Regions from separate parts of the Homo sapiens genome. Here region 2 is linked to region 1. A link is a loop called in an ENCODE intact Hi-C map of the cell type or tissue named here. Cell type or tissue: heart left ventricle. All regions are shown on one strand. Links, peaks and the distances in the headings refer to the core of each region. The heading gives the core; the rest is flanking DNA. Region 1 overlaps FYN (FYN proto-oncogene, Src family tyrosine kinase). Region 2 overlaps FYN (FYN proto-oncogene, Src family tyrosine kinase).

What was found. Peaks named below come from ENCODE experiments on the same cell type or tissue, not always from the same donor. Only the 100,000 strongest peaks of a DNase experiment are listed, where the experiment ranks them.
Region 2: it touches region 1 in a loop (2.1-fold over the local background); 24 of 110 quality-filtered maps call a loop at or near these places.

The regions. Positions count from the first base shown.
Region 1 is chr6:111,726,216-111,736,625 of GRCh38, reverse strand. All of the region lies in intron 3 of FYN (FYN proto-oncogene, Src family tyrosine kinase), which reads left to right. Among named protein-coding and RNA genes, the nearest start is that of TRAF3IP2, 130 kb to the right of the region's middle. RefSeq lists enhancers at 4,338-5,222, 5,223-6,109. In heart left ventricle, for the core only: a CTCF peak has its summit at 8,616; a DNase peak (open chromatin) is centred at 5,635; H3K27ac peaks cover 1,390 bases.
Region 2 is chr6:111,859,746-111,870,155 of GRCh38, reverse strand. All of the region lies in intron 1 of FYN (FYN proto-oncogene, Src family tyrosine kinase), which reads left to right. Among named protein-coding and RNA genes, the nearest start is that of FYN, 8.5 kb to the left of the region's middle. In heart left ventricle, for the core only: no CTCF peak of the experiment used is centred there; no DNase peak of the experiment used is centred there.

The sequences.
Region 1 (10,410 bases), core at 1,533-9,532:
GGGCTTATTTCATGTGTGTACCATCATTACTTGCTGGGTCAGTTTGGGTTGTATTGAGCCAGAACTGGGGCAGGGCATGAAGCCACCCTTGGGCCATCATTACCTGGAATCTTCTAAGGCAGCTCCATCGGAGCTCTCAGGGACAGGCCAGTTCTGCTTAGTGCTGGGACAAAGTGCTTCTGCCAGAGCTGCCGATTGATGACTCTTGCTGGTGGATGAGCAAGAGTTTACATCCTCTGACTGTTCTAAGCCTGTATATGTGAGTAGAGCTGTCATTGCTGAAAAAATAAGCTGCCTTCTAGCCCAAAGAATGTGTTAATATTATATTTTTTATGCAAAACTGAAGTGTAACTGCCACTTCTGCATCATGATAAAGACATTCGTATTTGACTTGACAGAGCAAACCCCTCCACAGCTGGAGGAGAACAGTGGTGATCCCCTGTGACCTCACATTCATCTGCACCTCTAACCCTAGCCACTCCTTCAGGATCCTCTTGTGACACCGGTCTGTTGTTGGATTCTACTTGTTACATGCCCTTTTCAGTGGGCATTCCTGTCTTTCTTCTGATGACCTGCATTGCAGATGTCTATCTGTGGTGTTACCTGTCCTCATCATGTTTAGGCAGCCACTTACACAACTGTGCAAGCCTATTTCTCACTCCTACCAGCCCCAAAAGATATGAAGTGTTTTGTGTGCCAGGGCTCTCAGATAATGTCACTTATATAGTTCCAAAGTAGATCACCTCTGCAGCCATTTATGGTTTCAGATCTTTATTCTCACATGTAACAAAAGCTACGGCTTTGCCACAGTTGGGGATGATTTGTGAGGTATGAATTATGAATAGACAGGTAGCTAGAATGGATAGAGTCATTGGTCCACTTAGGAAGTCATAGCTTACTTAGATACCTCCCTGTCCAGCCACTTGCATGCAGTCTCTTTCTACCCTTGCCTTCTTGATCTGGCACCCCCCCATGCTTCTCTTTTCTCCCCAGCTTCAGTATGTGTCTATCAAGACCCAGTTTCACTCCTGCTTAATACTGGATAAGTATCAGTTGTATAATGTGCAAATGCTTTTGCTTATAGGTCTCAGATTTAGCCAGATCTGGGTTAAAATGCAGTTAAACCTAGCACTGAGGCCTTAGGCAAATAACTTTACCTCCCTTCATTGATGATGATGATAATACCCAGCACAGGATGTTGATGGATCAAAGGTCATTTGCATATTGCACCTAGGAAAGCTTTAGGCACCATAGTGAGGGCTCAGTAGAATGGACTCATAGTTGTTTAAGATTTGGCTTCTGACTGCTTCTCAAGCTCAGCCACTTACCCAGCTACACATTTCAATCCCATTAAACTATAAGCTCCTTTTGAGCAGGGAGCCTGTCTTCTTCAGCCTTAGCACCCAAAGCCTCGAAATATGCTTGGCACATATTTGAATGCTCCATAAATATGGCCATAAATCAAATAAGCCGTAAGAACACTTACGGTTCTTTGAGGGTATCATGGTGTTCCACACCTCTGTGCCCTCAGATATGCTATTCCCTTGCCTGCAGTGCCCATCTCCTCCCTGCCTGGGCTAATATCCAGTCACTTTCTCAATTGCTGACCTGGATGAATTAGAACTCCCTCTGTGTCCCCTCTCCAACCTGAGTCCCTCGATTTACTTGTCTGTCTCCCTCTTAAGTATATATTAGCTCCCTGAGGACAGAGGCCATGTGTACTTGACTTTATACCGGCAGCCCTTAGCACAGTGCCTGTCACATAAAGGGGATCAAAATATGCTTGTTGAATAAAGGCTAGAGCTGGGGCTGAATATAAATAAAAGGGTATGTGCAGAGAAACAAAAATGCAAAGGAAATGAAACAGTTGAAAACTGGTGATTTGTTACTATGGTGATTTCGGAGTAACTTTTGTTTGGGGTAGGGGGGGTCGTTTCTTCATTCTTGTTATTGTTTTCTTCTAACTTCATCTCCAGCAGCTCAGAAGGAGAACAGCTGTACCTAGCAACCCTGTAGGGTAGAGCCAGAGAGAAGTGGAGCCTCCCTGTGATGAGGGAGGAGGGTCAAGACCACAGCATGTCATGAATGCCAGAGTTGGTTGAGCCAGATCATAAGTTGTTCTTCATTTTAGCAACAAAGGAAAGTGGAGGACATAGGTCTTCTGAAAACTGTAGTAAGAAAGAGTACTTTAAACCATAGGGCAAAAAATTAAATAAAAACTGTAGGACACAGCAATGCCTAGCTCTTCTCACATCATTAAAACTCTCATAATGTACCTTCTCAAGGCTCTGGCACAGCAGGGGTCATCTGAGCATTTAGAGCCAAACCTGAGCACTTGGTCAGGTCATTCCATGAGTCCTCATAATTCCTGAGGTTCAGCTGAGGGCCAAGAGCTGCCTGTCTGTCTGTGGACTCAGTGGTTCTGCTCAATGTGTGCAAAAGGTCTTTGGGCTCCTTCAGCATTGGTGTGAACCCTGGAGGGCTCCTTGTTGAAGCTCACATTTTTTTGTTTGTTTGTTTGTTTGTTTTTTGTTTGTTTGAGACAGGGTCTCACTCTGTCACCCAGGCTGGAGTGTAGTAGCACGAACATGGCTCATTGCAACTTCAATATCCCGGGCTCAAGTGATCCTCCCGCCCCAGCCCCCCAAGTAACTGAGACTACAGGCACATACCACCATGCCTGGCTAATGTTTGTATATTTGTAGAGATGGGGTTTCTCCATGTTGCCCAGGCTGGTCTCCAATTCCTGGCTTCAAGTATTCCGCCCACCTCAGCCTCCCAAAGTGCTGGGATTACAGGCATGAGCCACCGTGCCTGGCTTGGAAGCCCACTTTGCTCCACTGATGAGGGAACTGGACTTCAGAACTTCAGAGTGACACGCTTTGTGCCACGGGGCTACTCAGCAGCCTGGTTCCAGGCTAATGCACTGATGAGGAAACTGGGCTCCAGAACTTCAGAGTGACACGCTCTGTACCACAGGGCTACTCAGCAACCTGGTTCTGGGCTAATGCACTGATGAGGAAACTGGGCTCCAGAACTTCAGAGTGATACGCTCTGTGCCACAGGGCTACTCAGCATCCTGGTTCTGGGCTAATGCACTGCTTACAGACCTTCTCTAAAACAGAAGACTTAATTCCAGACTAAGATGTCCCGGAGACTTGGGAACAAATGCTAAGCTGGACTTAGAAAATGGCTAGGAGCAGAGCACGCTTCTCAAAAAACAGCATGGTGTAGTAGGTAGAAGATGCAAGCGTATTAGATCTAGATTCATGTCCAGGTCCCACGGCCTGAGTAACTCTGGGAAAGTTACTCCAATTCTGTGGGCCCAAGGTTCCTTGACTGTAAAATATACTTGTAAGGTTGCTCTGAGGATTAAATGAGATAGCATATGTAAAAGGTCAAGCAGAAAATAAGTTCTCAAAAAGTGGTAGGCATTGTTATTGTTACTGTTGTTGTTATCCTACTAACTTGCCTTAATTCAAGTTTAACTGTTTGTGTCAAAGGTAATCAGAAGTTCTTATTGGTTCTCGGGAGTGGGGAGACACGTGGCCCACACAGCCACCCTTTGACCTCTGTATTAGATTCACTTCCTCCGTGTGTTGCTGCAGACTCCCTGTTATAACAAAGATCCCACTGCATGCCCTCCCCCATCTCCTCCCAAAGAAGCAGTGGCCCACACAAGATCAATATTCATGCCTCTCGTGTTGGGGTCAGTGGTGGGTGCTTTCGGGTAGACGAGCAGCTGTGCTCCGTGAAGCTGTCCGGGGCCCAGGTTCCTTCCATCCTGTGGTCCTGCTGTTCCCTGTTGGGTTGCCATTGTCTGTCTGTTGAAGCCAGTTCACCAGCACCACACCCACTTCCCAGCCCACAGGAAGCAGGAAGGAAAGTGGAGGACGACCAGCTCCCTTTTGAAGGATTCAGGAGTTGAATATATTATACCCAGTCACAAGGAGTTGACTAGAATTAAGTGATCTGGCCACACCTAGCTGCAAGAGAGTCTGAGAATGCAGTCTTCAGCTGCAAAGCCAGAGGCTCACTAAAGCTATTATGATGGAGGAGGGTGGGGTGGATTTGGTGGGACAGCGAGGGGATAGCAGGCAGCCTGCACACCCTTCACCTGCCTTCACCCGCCTTCACCCTCCACCGCTCGCTTACTTTCAGTGACGTGGATTTGGGCTGCAAGATTGCCAAGGCCGTGTCCCTTTAGACCCAGGGCAACCCTGCCTGATACCAGAATCCTGCAAGCACCTAGGAAAAAGGGAAGATTAACTGCTGTGCCATTTTTAAGGAGTGAACTTAAGGTTTAATCACTCTGTAGGACAACAGTATAAAAAAACATTGTATTCTCTACCTCATTCATAGGCCAAGTGAAAAGTCACTATTAAATTGCTTCACCATAACTTTTACAAGCAGTAGTGTTCGCAGAATGTATGCTGGTATGTAAACCCAGTGTTACCTTTTTTGGATTTGTTAAGAAAAATCTGACTGGGTTTCCATCAGGTGTTAAGTAGGTCATCCACAAGTGGTCTAGCCCATGTAGCACATGTTCCTCCCACACAGAGTGGCCACAGCTTGTCATCCCAAATACTGTTTTTTGTGTGCTGCTGGGGAAAGCATCACTACCTTCTGGTGGTTCCACATTCTCTTCCTCTTACTGATGTTCCTCCTTTAATTTCCTCTGTGTCTCTCTTGGCACTCAATTTGCATTCATAAATGCAGACCTCTAGTGAAAACTTTACTGAGACACGCACGACATATTCAACCACCCTGGGCTCACCCAGGGTGAGGAAACCAACATCAGGGAAGGCAGAGACCATCCTCCTTTCCTTCAGGCAATAAAGTGTAGGAGGAGGCTGGCTGGAGTCTGCCTCTCTGCTCCTTTTGTTCCCGTCCTCCTGAGCCATTCTGTCCCCATAGAGGCCGTGGAATTAGATAGACTATGCTTTCTGACTGGCTACTTTATCTGCATTCACACCAAAACAGCTGCAAGAAGCTTTGAAATTCTACACCACGGCAGGGGATGCAAAAGTTATCCCTGCTGTTGTTGCTGATTTCTGGCAGCCTGAATAAAGTGCCAACACAAAGACCCAGGGGCCGGGGGACTGGGCTTCATGTTATTCTTCAAAGGAAAGACACCAGCCTCTGCCCCAAAAACACAGTGCAAGTGGCCTCACAGCCAAATTCTCAGGCTGGTAGATTTAGATTGGGCTGTGACTTCATAACCAGATAAATGATCAGCGAAAATGGGAGACATGGAGACCACAAGCACCGTGCTATCAGCTCAAAGGCAAAAGAAGTCAAATCTCCTTCTTCAAAGTCCTTTCTGTGTCTTTAAAGGAATTGGATCTTCTTGACTGGAACTAGTGAATTAAAGAAAGAGAAAAAGAATGCACTGTTTTTGAAAGGATGAGGCCACATTTGCAGAATCATCTGGCGAGGAACCTCTATAGAGACTGGGAAGATTGGCAGGGCGGGTTTTGTTCGGCCTTGGAGAGTGAACCTCCTCGGCTTTCATTCTCAGCGGTCCTCGTACTTGGGGAGGGGGCATTGATGACGCCTATTCAAACAGCCGCTTTGTGCTAATGTGTTTTCTTGTGGCTCTGCCAGGTGACACCCTGACCCTTGGGCCCTCGGCCAGTTCTGCCACCACTGTTCCTTAAACAGGCGCAGCCCAGAAAGCTAGGCTCTGCCACTGTGGCCCAGATGTGACACTGACCTTCCTGTTTCTCTTTGCTGGTCATGAATAGAAGCCCACGTTTTTGTTTTTCTTTTCTCTTTTTCTCTGGTTGATTGTTTTTATAGAATGAGGGTAAGGAGGGTAGGAAGATACTTGATTGGATATCAACATCAGGAAGAAACATCTCTTCTGTGCCTAGTGTTTCTGAAAATTTTCAGGTCACATGAACCAGTGTTGCCTACTGTTCTGTGCCCTGCTTGGATTGCCCCAGGTTCTAGGGGCAGTGGCTCAAAGTCAAAGCATTAAAATGCCCAGCTCAGTGTCCCAACAGGAAAGGGTGAAGGCAACAAGAGCGAGGGCAGGCCCCCTTCCCTCTCCCACCAATTGGCATCCAAAGAACAAAAGTGCTTTGTTTCATCCTCTCCACCTTCCTAGAGCCAAGCCCATGCGTGGTCTTCATGACCTCACTCACAGAGAGCTCCTACAGACACCTCAGGAATCAGATTGCCTTGGTTAGGTGCCAAGGTAGACTTGAGTGAGTACCGTCATTCTGAATTTAGTGGGTGTCCCCAAGTACCTAGGATGTGTGGCCCAAAGGGTCTCAAAACCCCACTAATCCAGCCACCCTGCTTTTGGTTCGGTTATCCCAGATTCCACACTTGTCCCCTACAGGATCCTCTGCATGTGGCTTTGCCTTTTTCGTGCCCTTAATTAGATATCTATGGCTGTTCATTGCTGTGCACTCACCGCCCACTCCCAGCACTGCGCCTCACTGCTTACTTTCCAGCACAGATTAGTTAAGAGCACACGCTCAGCAGGCTCACTGTCCATTGGTACCTTTCACCCTTCACACCTTCTAGAAGGAGTTGCCTCTCAACAGGCTTTGGAATCAGTCAGTCTCTCCCTCTTAATTTTTCAGTTGACAAAGTATACTTCATCAATGTGTAGTTGTTTCAACTTACATACAAATTCAATCAGTAACTGATAATATTAAAGGGAACTTTCTTATAGAAAAATAAAGGTGATTTATTCTCATTATAAAAAAAGTACATTCTTGGTATAGACAAATCTGAGAAAAAAGACACAGAGAGCAAAGAAAGAACAGTTGCCCATAGTGTTATCATCTGCACACCACCATAATCTCAGCATGTTTCCTTCCAAAGAGTTTTCTAGGCATTTGTTATATAGTTGCAATCATGTGATCCTTCCTAATATAACATGAACATCTTTCCATATTGCTGATAATTTCAGTAAATGTAAGTTTTAATTTCTGCTTAACTTGTCTTTATGGGCATACCTTACAATTTACTTTAGCCATTGCCCTCATGCTAAACAACTAACAAGTTTTCTAATTTTTCAAATGATAAATAATACTTCATAGAACCTCTTCATGTCATTTTTTTAAAAGGCGTGTCTTTAGCACACATTTACAGGTTAAAGGACATGCCACCCCCGACCCCCTTTTTTTTTTTTTTTGAGGCAGTCTCACTCTGTCACCCAGGCTGGAGTGCAGTGGCGCCATCTCAGCTCACTGCAAACCTCTGCTTTCCTGGTTCAAGCGATTCTCATGCCTCAGCCACTCGAGTAGCTAGGTTTACAGGTGCCTGCCACCACACCCATCTAATTTTTGTATTTTTAGTAGAGTTGGGGTTTCACTATGTTGGCTAGGCTGGTCTTGAACTCCTGGCCTCAAGTGATCCACCCACTTCAGCCTCCCAAAGTGCTGGAATTACAGGTGTGAACCACCACACCTGGCCGAGTATGCCCATTTTTAAGAATTTTTTATATTGCCAAATTGGTTTACCAAATGGTTTTACACTGATTTCTGGTCTTCTATCAGCAATGTAAGAGAGTCATATTCATTTCAAGGAAACTTCATCACTATTGAGTATACTTATTTTTTTAATGTGTGAATTTAGAAGTGATACATAGTATCTCACTAATCTAAATTGTATTTCTCTGATTACTACCAAAGGCAATATTCTCCCATATGTTTCACAAATTGTTTTTCCTTTTTTTGTTGCCAATATATGTTTCTGTTTCCTAAACTTAGAGTTTCTCTTATCTGTATAAATTTCTTATATATTGAAATATTAATCTAAGAGAGTTGAAAACATATCTCCACAGAAAAACTTGAGCATGAATGTTTGTTGCAGTATTATTCATAAGAGCCAAAACGTAAAAACCCAAATGTCCATCAGTTGATGAATAGATAAACAACATCTGGTATATCCATACAGTAGAATATCTTTTAGCCATAAAAAGGAATGAAGTACTAATACATGTTACATGAATGAACCTGGAGAACATTATACCAAGCAAAGGAAGCCAATCACAAAAGACCACATATGATGTGACTCTGTTGATATGAAATGTCAAGAATAGGCAAATCCATAGAGACAGAAATTAGATTCGTGGTTGCCAGGGGCTGGGGAGAGAAGGGAGTGGGTAGCGATTGCTTAATGGGCATGGGTTTCTTTCTGGAGCAATGAAAATGTTCTGGAATTAGATAATGGAAATGGTCTCCTTTGTAAATGTACTAAAAACCATTGGACTGTGTGCTTCAAGAGGGTGAATTTTATGGTATATGAATTATATCTCACTTTAAATGAAATTTTAAAAATATTAACTACAAGGGGCTTTTCTATGGTCCAAAAAGGCTTGCGGGCAGGGGGTGGAGCCTGAAAAAACTTTACAACCTGTGCTCTAATTCTTTCTGAAACCTTTGGCATAGATGGGGTTAAAACATATCATCCTTGTTTTCATCACCATTTCACTCTTGTCTTAACCCTGAGATCCAGAGCAAAATGAATTTAAGAAGAAAATGTTCTTACTCTTTTCTTGGAGCCTTTCCATGGTTTGGTGTTAAAGCCTCATTTGGCCATTTAGGTTTGGGACTGGTTCCAGCATTCAGTTGACTGCAGTCTTAAATCTCACCACTGGGGTCTGATGCTTCCATTTCTCTTTTATTGAGCGCTTTTGAGTCTTCGGGCTCGAGAAATGGAAGGCTATGCAGAAAGGAAAGAACATGTTTGTTGCAGGGATGTGAGCAGCTGCCTCTTAGCCTGGGGGCCATTTGAACAAGAAAAGCCAGAGATGGGGACCCACAAAAATATTCTAGGTGCCAGCAGTATGGCTTATTCTTAAAGTAACATGACATTTTTAAGAGTGATTTATATTACTTTGGTTCCCTTGCTGTGCGGTATGAGAGAAGGTTGATCCTCTTCCCCCTCCAGAGAACCTTTGCAAAGTCATGCGTAAATGATCGAATGGGTTCAACTCCACTTATTTCTGAAGCAAAGCTTGGGTTTGATTTTTAAGTAGGCTCTGTTCTCCCATGATTGCATGTGGCTAGTGTCTGCATTGTGTATATTCCCACTTTTACATCTATCTTCTCACCTCAGAGACTGTAATATTTTAATACTTGCATTTGGCGAGGGGCTCTCCCTCACAGGCTTCACCAAGAGTAGAAAGCTGTTATTTTGTGCTTGGTGGAGGCATTATATGTGTATCTCAGTTTATGCAGTAAATATGTTCCAGAAAGTTTTGCCTGTAAAGCAAATCATATTTTAAGTGCAATAGGAAAGCTGATTTTTATACCAAGGAAACCAGTGCCAACTCCTTCATGGTACTTATGAATACCCTTGCCATGACTAGGAAAGATGAGGAAATTAAGGGCTGCTTCAGTGTCATCGGCCCAAATAGTCATTAATATGCCAAACCGCACGAAGGAAGATGGTGACTCACTGCACCTAGTATGGTCCAGCATCTCTACAGAATCCACTGTCTTGGGGGAATGGAATGTGCATTGGGGATGGAGGTGAGACCTAGTCCCTGAAATCAGTGCCTCCGTTAGTAATGTATACTAGTCCATTCTCACACTGCTGTGAAGAAATACCTGAGACCGGGTAATTTATAAAGGAAAGAGGTTTAATTGACTTGCAGTTCCGCATTGCTGGGAAGGCCTCAGGAAGCTTACAATTATGGCAGAAGGCAAAGGAGAAGCAGGCACCTTCTTCACAGGGCGGCAGGACGGAGTAAGTGCAAGCAGTGGAAATGCCAGATGCTTATAAAACCAACCATCAGATCTCATGAGAACTCACTCACTATCACGAGAACAGCATGAGGGAACTGCCCCCATAATTCGATTACCTCCACCTGGTCCTGCCCTTGACACATGGAGATTATAGGGATTACAATTTGAGGTGAGATTTGGCTGGGGACACAACCAAACCATATCATAATGTGTGAGATATTGAGCTCTGTGGAACCAATTCTTCCCTATAGGATTTTTCCCTCAACACCTCCAGCCCTCACACCCACACCCTTGCATGGACTGGCCAGGATTCCATGGTCAGGAAATAGCTCTAGTATAGAGACTCTGTGTGTTGGCCATGGAATCAGGCTATCTGGTTTCAAATCCCATCTCTATGACTGACATAGCTGTGGACAAATTCCCCAACCCCTCTTTTCCTCCCTTGTAAAGTGTGGGGAAATAGTAATACCTGTGTTTTAGAGTTGTTACTAGATTTTAATGGGACAGCATTTTGCAGAGTCCAGCCTGCACCTAGGCTACAGGGAACACTGATTGGATATTGGTCATGACTGCTGAAATTGGAGCCATCATCCCCATGGTGCCCATCCCACCAAAACATGTATTAGTTTTCTGCTGCTGCCTAACAAAGTACTACAAACTTAGTAGCTTAAAACAACATCCATCTGTTAGCTCACAT
Region 2 (10,410 bases), core at 920-8,919, 130 kb before region 1:
TTATATGGCCACATTTAATTGCAAGGGAGCCTGGGAAATGTAGTTTAGCCATGTGCTCAGAAAAAAGATACAGAATAAATGTATTTTTATTGAACAGCTTTGTCAAACACTGCCACTTATCAAGGCACATTCACTGCCCTCAAGAAACTTATAGGCTAATGGGAATTAAATAGAAACCTAGAGCGGACACCCGTCATTGCTTTTCTTTTGATTTTATAAGTTTAGATCTTTTCATCCTAAGCATGTTTCAAAAATCTTACTTTTTGTCATGTTTCAAATTTTATGTTTCAAATGTTGCCAATTCCTACTCAATAATCCCATGTGATACAATCATCTGATGCTTCCTGTGTTGACTTTGATGTGGTTCTTTTACTCCAAAAGCACCTTTCTTGGCTTCATTTTTCATCTGGTCATTCTGTAGACTCCCAAAGTTGCTAGGAGAGTCCTTAGAAATCACACTCCTTCTGGATGTTGCAGCTCACGCCTGTAATCCCAGCACTTTGGGAGGCTGAGGTGGGTGGATCACTTTAGCCCAAGAGTTTGTTATCAGCCTGGGCAACATAGTGAGACCTCGTCTCCACGAAAAATCTTTTAAAAACTATCCAGGCATGGTAGCATGCATCTGTGGTCCCAGCTACTCAAGAGGCTGAGGTGGGAGGATCACTTGAGCCTGGGAGGTAGAGACTGCAGTGAGCTGAGGTCATACCACTGTACTCTAGCCTGGGCTCCAGAGTGAGACCCTATCTCAAAAAGAAAAACAGAAATCACAGTCCCACTCCCTCTTAATTGGAAGAGGAAATTAATTAGCCTGAGAGGTGAAACTCCTTGCCCCAAGGCCTTGCAGCTTCTTAACGGAAGGGCAGGAGGCTCAGCCAGCCAGCTCTTCAGGCCCACATGGGTCTCCTCTGTCACTCAGCTGCCCTCTTTGTCTGTGAGTCTTGCATATTCCACGGAGGTTAAGTGAGCTTCCAAATCTCCATGAGCAGGGTTCTAGTGTTCTGGGTAGTCCCTGTTCTCCACAGGCTTCCAAATTGTTGGAGCAATTCCATTCATACCAGCCATCATAATTGTTAATGCACTTTTTTTTGCCATGAATACTTCATTATATTCATCTGTTCTGCAGACATTAGCCTAGTATGTTACTTTGTGCAAGGCACTGGGGAGATGAGGTCCTGGAAATGAATACTTCTGCTGTCCTTGCTTTTCAGAAGTTCACGGTCTACTAGAAGAGATAAAAATAATTAATAATTGTTAACATTTGTTGAGCATTTACTATATGCCAAGCACTGTTTAAGCTCCGATCTTAACAATAATAATATGAAGTGGTTTCACTTATAATCTCCGTTTTACAGATGGGAAATTGAAGCAAACTTTAGTAGCTTGTTAAGTAACTAATTCAAGATCATACAGCTACTAAGTGGTAGAGTCAGGATTCAGGTCCAATTAGTTTGGTTCCAAAGCCTTTGCCCTTAGCCACTAGGTAATATTCAAAATACTACATATAATGATGATATTAAAATACGTTATGTGCCATAAGGGAGGGTGACTGAAATGCTTTAGAAACTAAGACTTTTGGTTGATGAGAAATATAATTTTATAGCCAAATAGAAATACAATATTCATCCCTACCCTCCTTCCATTCAGACACTTATCTACTACTTACCTGGGAAATACAAAATTAAATTAAACAATGGTAAAGCAAGGCATGTCGATACTGGAAATAATTTTACTCTGTGTGATTATTTAAAGCTGGGTCTTTCTGTGGTACACAATTAGGTCTGTATAAGTTTATGAATTGTCTACATACTTACTCATTTAACAGCATTCATTCATTGCGTATTCTATTTGCCAGACAATTAATTCGATGGTTCAAGGCAAAAGAGATGTGATCCTGTCCCGAAGGAACTTACTTGCTAGTTTTGCAGAGCTATAAAGGAGTCTCTGACCAATGTTAGAAATGCTGGGATTTTAGGGGTCCATGTAGGATGGCAGAGAGTGTGCAGAATGGAGCATGAACCTGGAAAAGAGGTGGGCAAGTGGGATAGCCAAGCAGAGAAGGCTGGAAGAGGAGGGGTCTGAAGGCAAGATGAGTAGAGATGGCTAGGTGAGTGTTGTGGGAAGCTCCCTGTCCCAGAAAGAACAGCCCAGAGGGCGAATGCACAGACCTTTTGGGGAACTGCAGTTAGTTCAGGGCTGTTTGGAGTGGTACAGAGATGGACAAAGGGAAATGACAGAGCTGAAGGAGAAACTGAGAAAGATTCTTGTACGTACTTTATCCTGAGTGCCATTTAAGAGTTGTAAGTGGAGATGTGGCTTTGATGTGATTGTATTTTTATAAAGATCTGGCCACAGTATGGGCCTTTGACCGAGGGCAGGCAGAACTAATGCAGGGAAGGTAGTTATGGAAACTTAAATGAGTAGTAGATGAGGGTCTAAATGGAAGGAAAGGAGGTGCAGATGGAGCAAAAAAGAATTAGAGAGCAGTAGACAGGGTGTAGGGGTAGGTAGAAAAGAATTTCTCTGGGAAATTAGGTAGAGACAAGCAGTCCAATAAGGAAAGCAGGGGGCAGGTATCTAAGCGATGACTTTATCTTAAACACTTTAGACTTCCAGGTGTAGTAGCTCATAGGCAGGTAAATAGAGAGGTCTGGAGTGAGGGAAGAGGACTAGGTCTTTTTTTTTTTTTTTTTTTTTTTTCCCGAGACGGAGTTTCGCTCTTGTTGCCCAGGCTAGAGTGCAATGGCGTGATCTCAGCTCACTGCAACCTCCACCTCCCAGGTTCAAGCGATTCTCCTGCCTCAGCCTCCCGAGTAGCTGGGATTACAGGCACCCAACGCCACACCCGGCTAATTATTGGGGTTTCGCCACGTTGGCCAGGCTGGTCTCGAACTTCTGATTGCAGGGGATCTACCTACCTCAGCTTCCCAAAGTGCTGAGATAATAGGCATGAGCCACTGCTCCCAGCCAGGACTAGGTCTTGAATATAAATTCGTTAGCAAACAAATTACAAAAATTGAAGCCATGGATGTGGGTGAGGTCACCCAGGGAGAATGTGTGGAGTAGAAAGAGCAGAAAGGGCAGAGAGCAAGCCCAGGAACAGAGGAGGAGTCAGGCCCAGAATGGGAGAGGAGCCTGCGGAGTACTAGACCAGCTTCAGAGTTGAGCAACATAAAGAACAAAAAATGCAGTTGGATTTAGCACTGAAGATATCTGAACCTGCCCAAAGCAGCATCAGGAGAACTAGAGGGGGAGAAGTCTAGAAATCTGTTGCTCCCCAGCCAGGGTAAAAACACATATCAAAGCCTGTAGAACATACAACCATGAAGGACTCTTGCGGTTTTTCATGGGCACAGGCCATGGAATCTTAGAGATCATGTAGTCAACATGTTCATTTTACTCGTGAGGAAAAATGAAGTTAAATGAAGAGGTTAAGCAACTTGTCCAAGATGGCAAAGTCACCAGGTTTCACACCTCTCAGCCCAGGTGTGTGGTGTGGTTAAGAGCATGGGGTTGGGGCCGGGCACGGGGGCTCACGCCTGTAATCCCAGCACTTTGGGAAGCCAAGGCAGGTGGATCACCTGAGGTCAGGAGTTCAAGACCAGCCTGGCCAACACGGCGAAACCTTGTCTCTACTAAAAATACAAAAATTAGCCCGGTGTGGTGGCACAGGCCTGTAATCCCAGCTACTTGGGAGCCTGAGGCAGGCGAATCGCTTGAGCCTGGGAGGCAGAGGTTGCAGTGAGCTGAGATTGTGCCACTGCATTCCATCCTGGGCGAGAGAGTGAGGCTCTGTCTCAAAACAAAAGAAAACAAAACAAAAGCATGAGGTTGGGGTAGGGTCCGGGTTTGACCCTTTCCAGCTGTGTGGGCTGGGCCAAGTTACCTGGTCTCTCTGTGACTCCTTTTCTTCATCTTTAAATGGAGATAGTAGTTCCTGCCTCAGAGGGTTGCTGTGAGGATTCAGTGAGTTAATACATGTCAAATATTCAGAACAGTGTCCTACACATAGGAAAAGCTATGTGTTTGCTGCTGTTGTTAATCCATATGTATGTGTGTATGTGTATATATACACATATGACATACATGCTTTAGGGAAGGGATGATGACAATATATTGTGTGTATGTAAGGAAACTTTGAATATTTTAGAAAGAGATTTGGGTGATTGTCGGTTCTGAATCAAAAATTGTTAGAAAAGTTGGGAAATTTACTTACATGGTATGATTGAAAACAGCATTTTTAGTAAGAAATGCAGCACCTTCATTCTTGAGAACGGAAAACATGAAAGCATTCTGACGTTAACCCTGTAAAAGGGTTTCTTTTAGTCAGATAACCAGAATTTTAACCTATTTACAATGGAAATCCCTCGAGTTTGACTTCAGAATGTCATTGTGACTTTTCTAAAGGTAGAATGAACTATAAAGTAAGAAAAAACTATGGGTTATGACTTTCACACATTTGGCTCCTATGAAAAAAGAGTGATTTGTGTTATTTAGAGGACTATAATAATTTTTTTAGTGTTTCTAGTTGAGCAAATCTAATTTTTAGCTACTAAAACACATGAGAAGCCTGAATGGTATTATCCAAATGGACTTGGGTGACATGCAATATAGACAACTTAGGAATAAGTGACACTGTGGACTTGATTAGAACGCAGTAATCCTGGAAGAATATAAATTGAATTGGATTTATGGTCTAATAAAAACGTGGGAGGAAAAGATAATGCTTACTGACTCATGAAACTTTAACAATGTTTGTAAGACTCCGAGTTGTTGTAATATTTGGTTGAGAGCGCTTTCCCATTTGTCTCAGCCTGCTTCCAGAACAGCCTGCTGTGCACCTCCGTCTGGAAGTGAAGCCTGACTTGGGTCTCCTTCTTGGGTATACTTAGGAAGCAGAGATCATCACATACTCTGCCCTTGTAAACCCATGACCTCGAGCAGCACTTGGTTGGTTTAGGCAAATATGTATTGAGTACCTATTAACTGTAAGAGTTTGGGGGAGAAAAAAGTACCATGGGAAAGTCCTAGCTCATTGCTTATTTGCACTCAGAAAGCTTTTTTAGAGGACTACTTGTTTCTGGCCTTGTATTCTCCTTTCTGTGATACTGCAAAAAAGTAGAGAGCATACCACAGCTACCTACTCCTCCCTGAATACACCATAGAAATAATAGCACCTGCCATTTTATTGAACTCGGAGGCATGTGTTAGGTGCTTACATACAGTCATGTACTTAATCATAGCAACTCTAGGAGGCATGTATTATTATACCCATTAGTCAAATGGGGAGACTGAAGCTCAGAGAGGCAAATGGCTCATGGTCACACAGCTAATAACTAGTGAAGCCAGGTCTGTGTGACTGCTAAACTCTTTCCTGCTTTTGCTCCAGAGCTGTGGTTCCTCATTCCCTGCCTCCTTGCCTTTGCTTTGCAGTTACTTCTGTGTCCTGTGTTGCAGGATGCAGAGGCACCTTTACCCACCGTGGAAGTCTCACCCTTTCTGATGACTCCCCTCAAAACCTACTGCCTCTTGAGAAGCCCTCCCATCTCTCTTACCTCTGGGCTCCCAGAGCACCTGATTACCACCTCATCATCATCCTCATCATAGCCTGATTCGTAAGGCTGAGGGAACCAGCTGGGTAGGACAGTGGGGCAGGCACTGGCCTTTCCCACCGACTTGTGAGCTCTTTGGAAGTCAGGGACTCTATTTTATGATTGATTTGTCAACATAACACCCAGCACAATTCTAGGAGGTACTACCATTATTATCCCATTTAAAAGATGGAAAAACTGAGTCACAGAGGCTAAGTGATTTAGTCAGCGTCACAGAGTAAGTGACAGAGCTGGGATCTGAACACAGCAGTCTGGCTCCAACATCTATGTTCTTCACACTAAATTTGCGCCATCTCTTTAATGAGATTGTAAACTGTGAGGGTGGAGGTGGTGCCCAGCAGCTCCCAGCCTAGTATCTCACAGACTCTGCACAGTAAACATCAGCCCTTTTGTTCTCCTGTCCACCCCAGCAGAGTGACAAACAGAATATATTGAACCAGGTCTTATCGCATAATAAGAAAAGAGCACAAATATGCTGAAGATCTCATAGAATGCATATCCCCAGGCCTCATTTGGATTCAGTGGGTATGGGCCAGGCAGGGCTGAACGCTTCTCATCTTTTCTGTATCTGGGAACAACAGTGAGAAGGGAAGAGTCAGCAGGCAGCTCTGGAAGACAAGGAAGGAAGCAAACATAGGGAGTCCCAACTAGAGTAGTGGGAGCAGGCGGAGAAGTGGTAGAAACCATCAGTCAGCAAGAGTCAGAGAGTGCCGAAGCTTGAGAGGGGCCCGGGATCATAAATCCGCACAGAAAGACCTCTTAACTTGTAATTTAAAGGTTTCTAAGTACCTGTGCCTTTTGAATATGCTGGTGGGATTTTATCTGATGAAGTCAAACACTTTCATTTTCTTCAGAGCTTCCATCTTTGAGGTATCCAAAAATAGTAGGCTTTTCATGGAGTTGTATAAGGATTCCATCTGCTTTATATTGAAAAGTAGGGCTTTAATGGAAAATTAAAAATGAGCCAGATCTCCTTTCCCACAACAAAGCCCAGGGCACTTTTCCCAATCCTTTCTTCTTTTAATCCCCAGAAAGTTACTGAATCTGTATTTCTGTGAAATCCTGCCCAATTTAAATTCTACTGAAAAGGCAAATAAACACCAACAACTTCATTTCCACACAAATGTCATGTCTATTTAGAAGCAATAACAATTTCAAATGTTGTCACTTGTGAAATTTGATTTTTGTTTTAATTTTATTTTTTTGTTATTCTAGAGATTGTGTGATGTATTGCCTGTACCTAGGCACATACATGCACATAAGGATATTTTAAGAAGCGCTGATTTCTGTTAATGGTTTCTCTAGTTGCTGTCTGAGTTTGAAGGGTATCACCTTTTATTGTCTAGTTTGGCTTCACTCTCATATTTCCTAGATTGAGTGAGGAGGTATTGATCCATGTCACTGTGGATGTGCCGGCTAATGTAGATACTGGTTCTTGGATCCTGTCCCTTTACTAAACAGCCCAGTGAATGGAGGCAGAATGACCAGGTTCCTTAGCCTGGCCTTCAGTGCCTTCTGTAGTATCTACGTTCTTCCTTAGTCATCCTGGCTCACCTCATTTAGCAGATGCTAATGCTTGGTTAGCCAGAAGCCCATTACCATCTCGTTAATTGGCAATATGGCTCCGGCCTTTGTTTTCCTTTCCCGGAATCCCCCGTCCTTCCCTTTCCTTAGAATTCTACTCACCTGTCTAGGCCCAGCTGGAATCCCAACTCTCAAAAGCTTCCCCCAATCTCTTTATTCTCTTGCATTGAACACTTGTATCTCTCAATTGCCTCCTAATAAGTGATGCCTGACATTGTTAGTTAAATTCAATATGAGAAATTCAGGGTTTGGAAGGTTTTTACAACTTGCCCAAGTTGGTACATCCGGTTACTACTTTAGCTTAGACTAGAATCCAGTTCTCCTAGACATACTTGGCCCCACATATGCCGCTCCCCTTTTTGACTGTCCACCTAAGGCACGTAGCACACTGTCATTCACAGTGTGGATACTCAGCAATGTTCATTTAGACAGGCCCGGGGTAAGGCACTGGAACATGCAGCTGGCTTTCTGGGCATCTGCGCTATGAGGCTGGCTTCTTTTTGGACATTGAGCTTCTGTATTTTCTGGTGGCACAAGATTTACTCCCTACTGACCCACAACACAGTTTGGGTTCATTAACTGTCCTAGACTGCTTTAGAAACCACCATTTCATTTTGAGAATGATATGTGTTTGAAGATTTTTTGTTTGTAATCTTGAGCTTTTTGTTAAAAATTTAGGGTGATTGGGGAAATAGTTACTCCTTTGCCCTCTGCCATCAGGTTTTCATCCATAAGATTTTCACTAAAAAAGAAAGGAAATGACATCCAAGAGCAGAGAGAAAATGCAGAATTCTTCAAAATCTAGAGGAAATTGGAGGAATACAGTAATAAATGATGGGCGAGAGAACAATAGCCAAATGGACTGCCAGTATTGTTGGGCCTGAAAGTATTATGTACCTACCCACACCTGGACCTCACAAAGCAACATTTAACTGAGTGCCTCTGCCATGTATAGCCCAATTTTGGCTGTGGAAGTGCCTTCCTCTCCATGCATTGATTTTGTTTACTTTGTAGTAGAATCTCCTTAGCATAGGAAGAGGGTTCTGTCCCAGACTAAGGCTCTACGAAGTAATGATTTAACTCTACAGCTCAGCTATAGCCTTTGTTTGTATATCCTTCAAAAGAATGATTGAAAACAAGCTTTATAAAATGTTTTCCATGGTCATGGGGAGGGACCCCTGGAGTCATTTCTATAACGAAACTCAAAACAGCACAACAGGCAGTGTTGGTCTGCATTCATGAAGAGCCTTCTCAGCTGCCTGTGAGAGCTCGCTGTGATTCCTCGTTAATGGCTTCCCCTGCCTAGTCCTCTCCTGGATGCCAGGTTTAATGTATCTGGGATAGAGAGCAATAAGAACACTTTCTGTGGATGTAGGCCAACTGCTGCAGCTGAAAGGGGGAGGGGAGGTACCTGGTGCTTTACTGTTGTTTGAAATGCTATTGTGATCTTCGAGAAGCAGTGGTGGATTTTTTTTCCTTGCTTAACCATACGCCGTCTATTATTTAAGTGCTTTTTCTGCCACCTCCCCGCTACCACAACTACCACCTTAAATGTGGGAGATCACATGGCACTTTGACAAAATGTACTATCCCCTTTGCTGGCATATAATGTTACCACTTCATGTATTTATTCATTCTGCTCATGTCTACCCTCTTTTGTACACATCAGCGTCAATATTGTCCATTTTCAGTAGCAAGTTTCTAGAAGGCTGAGAGTGAACCTTGTTTAATTTGCCTTGTGCTGCGTGATACTACACTGTGCATTTATTAAATGCTCATTGGTTCTGATTCTAAGCTTCCAAGTTGGGAGGTTTTACATATGTTTTCAGTACTTCTAGAATGAGATGCGTCTTAAGTAACTTTTCTTCATGCAGGTGATACATTGGGTCCTCTGCACTGATGGATCCTTGGAGTCATGGTTTAGAATCCAGATTTTGGTTGCATGTTTTAGATTCCCCCTTATGTTCTGCCTCCTTGGGTGAAAATGCAATAGCCCTACTTCTAATCTTGCCTCTCCGTTAGGGCCAAAGCATAGATAATGTGCCATACCTCACACTTCTTTTCATGTAAGTGTGGTTGACCATGTAATTCCCATAGTCATTATTCAACAGATTCTTGATTTCAGACTGCCAAGTGTTAGAGGTTGTTCTCTTGGAGGTTGAGAATTACTCAGTGAAGACTAGTGAGGATGAGGAGTGTCTGGGAAGAATCTGGAAGGACTGTGGTAGAATGAACAGAACCAGATGCCTCTATGGGTGCCAGCAGCTCCTGGGAAAGGGACAGGTTCTGGTTAATTTATTTGTTAAGTATGATCCAAGAGGGATTGGCACTTAAAAAACTGCAACCCTAAACATTATTTGATTGTACCCCAGTCCAACATGCCATGTGGGGAAGAGTCCCTAATCTGGGGTGCCCAAGGCAAGCCCTACTGCTTTCCCTGATCCTCACATCTCTAGCTGTGACAGAGGTTCTGTTTCCAGGGAATGAATCACCCTGGCCCCCATCCCCAGAACAGGGCTTCCTTCCACACACTTGAGATCCAGAACTGCTGCTGCTGGAAGATTCCTGCTCTGTGCTGCCCACCAAAACACCCATGGGGTTTTCAGTCTAGCCCATGGTTGAGCTAGAACATGCAGGAATGATCCACTGAAGAGGGAGGTGTTGGTTAGGCAGGAGCGAGAAGGAACGATGGATGGAAGATTGGTGAAGAGTTGGTGGAGATGAGATCTTAATTAAGTTAGACCTTTTACTGGTTTCCCGGGACTGCCATAACAAATTCCCACAAACTCGGCTTAACACAAGAGAACATTTTCTGTCATAGTCCTGGAGGCCCAAAATCAGAAACCAGGCTCTCAGCAGGGTTTATTTCTTATGGAGTCCCTGAAGGAGATTCTGTCCCAGGCTTCTCTGTGGCTGCCGGCAAACCTTGGCTTTCCTTGGCTTTGTAGGCATGTCACTACAATCTCTGCCTCCATCTTCACAGGGTATTTTCCTCTGCATGTCATTGCATGGCCTTCTCCTCTCTTACAAGGAAACTTGTCGCTGAATTTAGGGCCAGCCCTAATATGGGATATTCTTATCTTGATATTCTTAACTTAATTACATCTACAAAGACCCCTTTTTCCAAATAGGCCATATTCACAGATTCCAGATGGGCATGGTGTGTTTTTTGTTTTTGTTTTTTGTGGTTGGGGGGTTGGCACCATTGAACCCACTA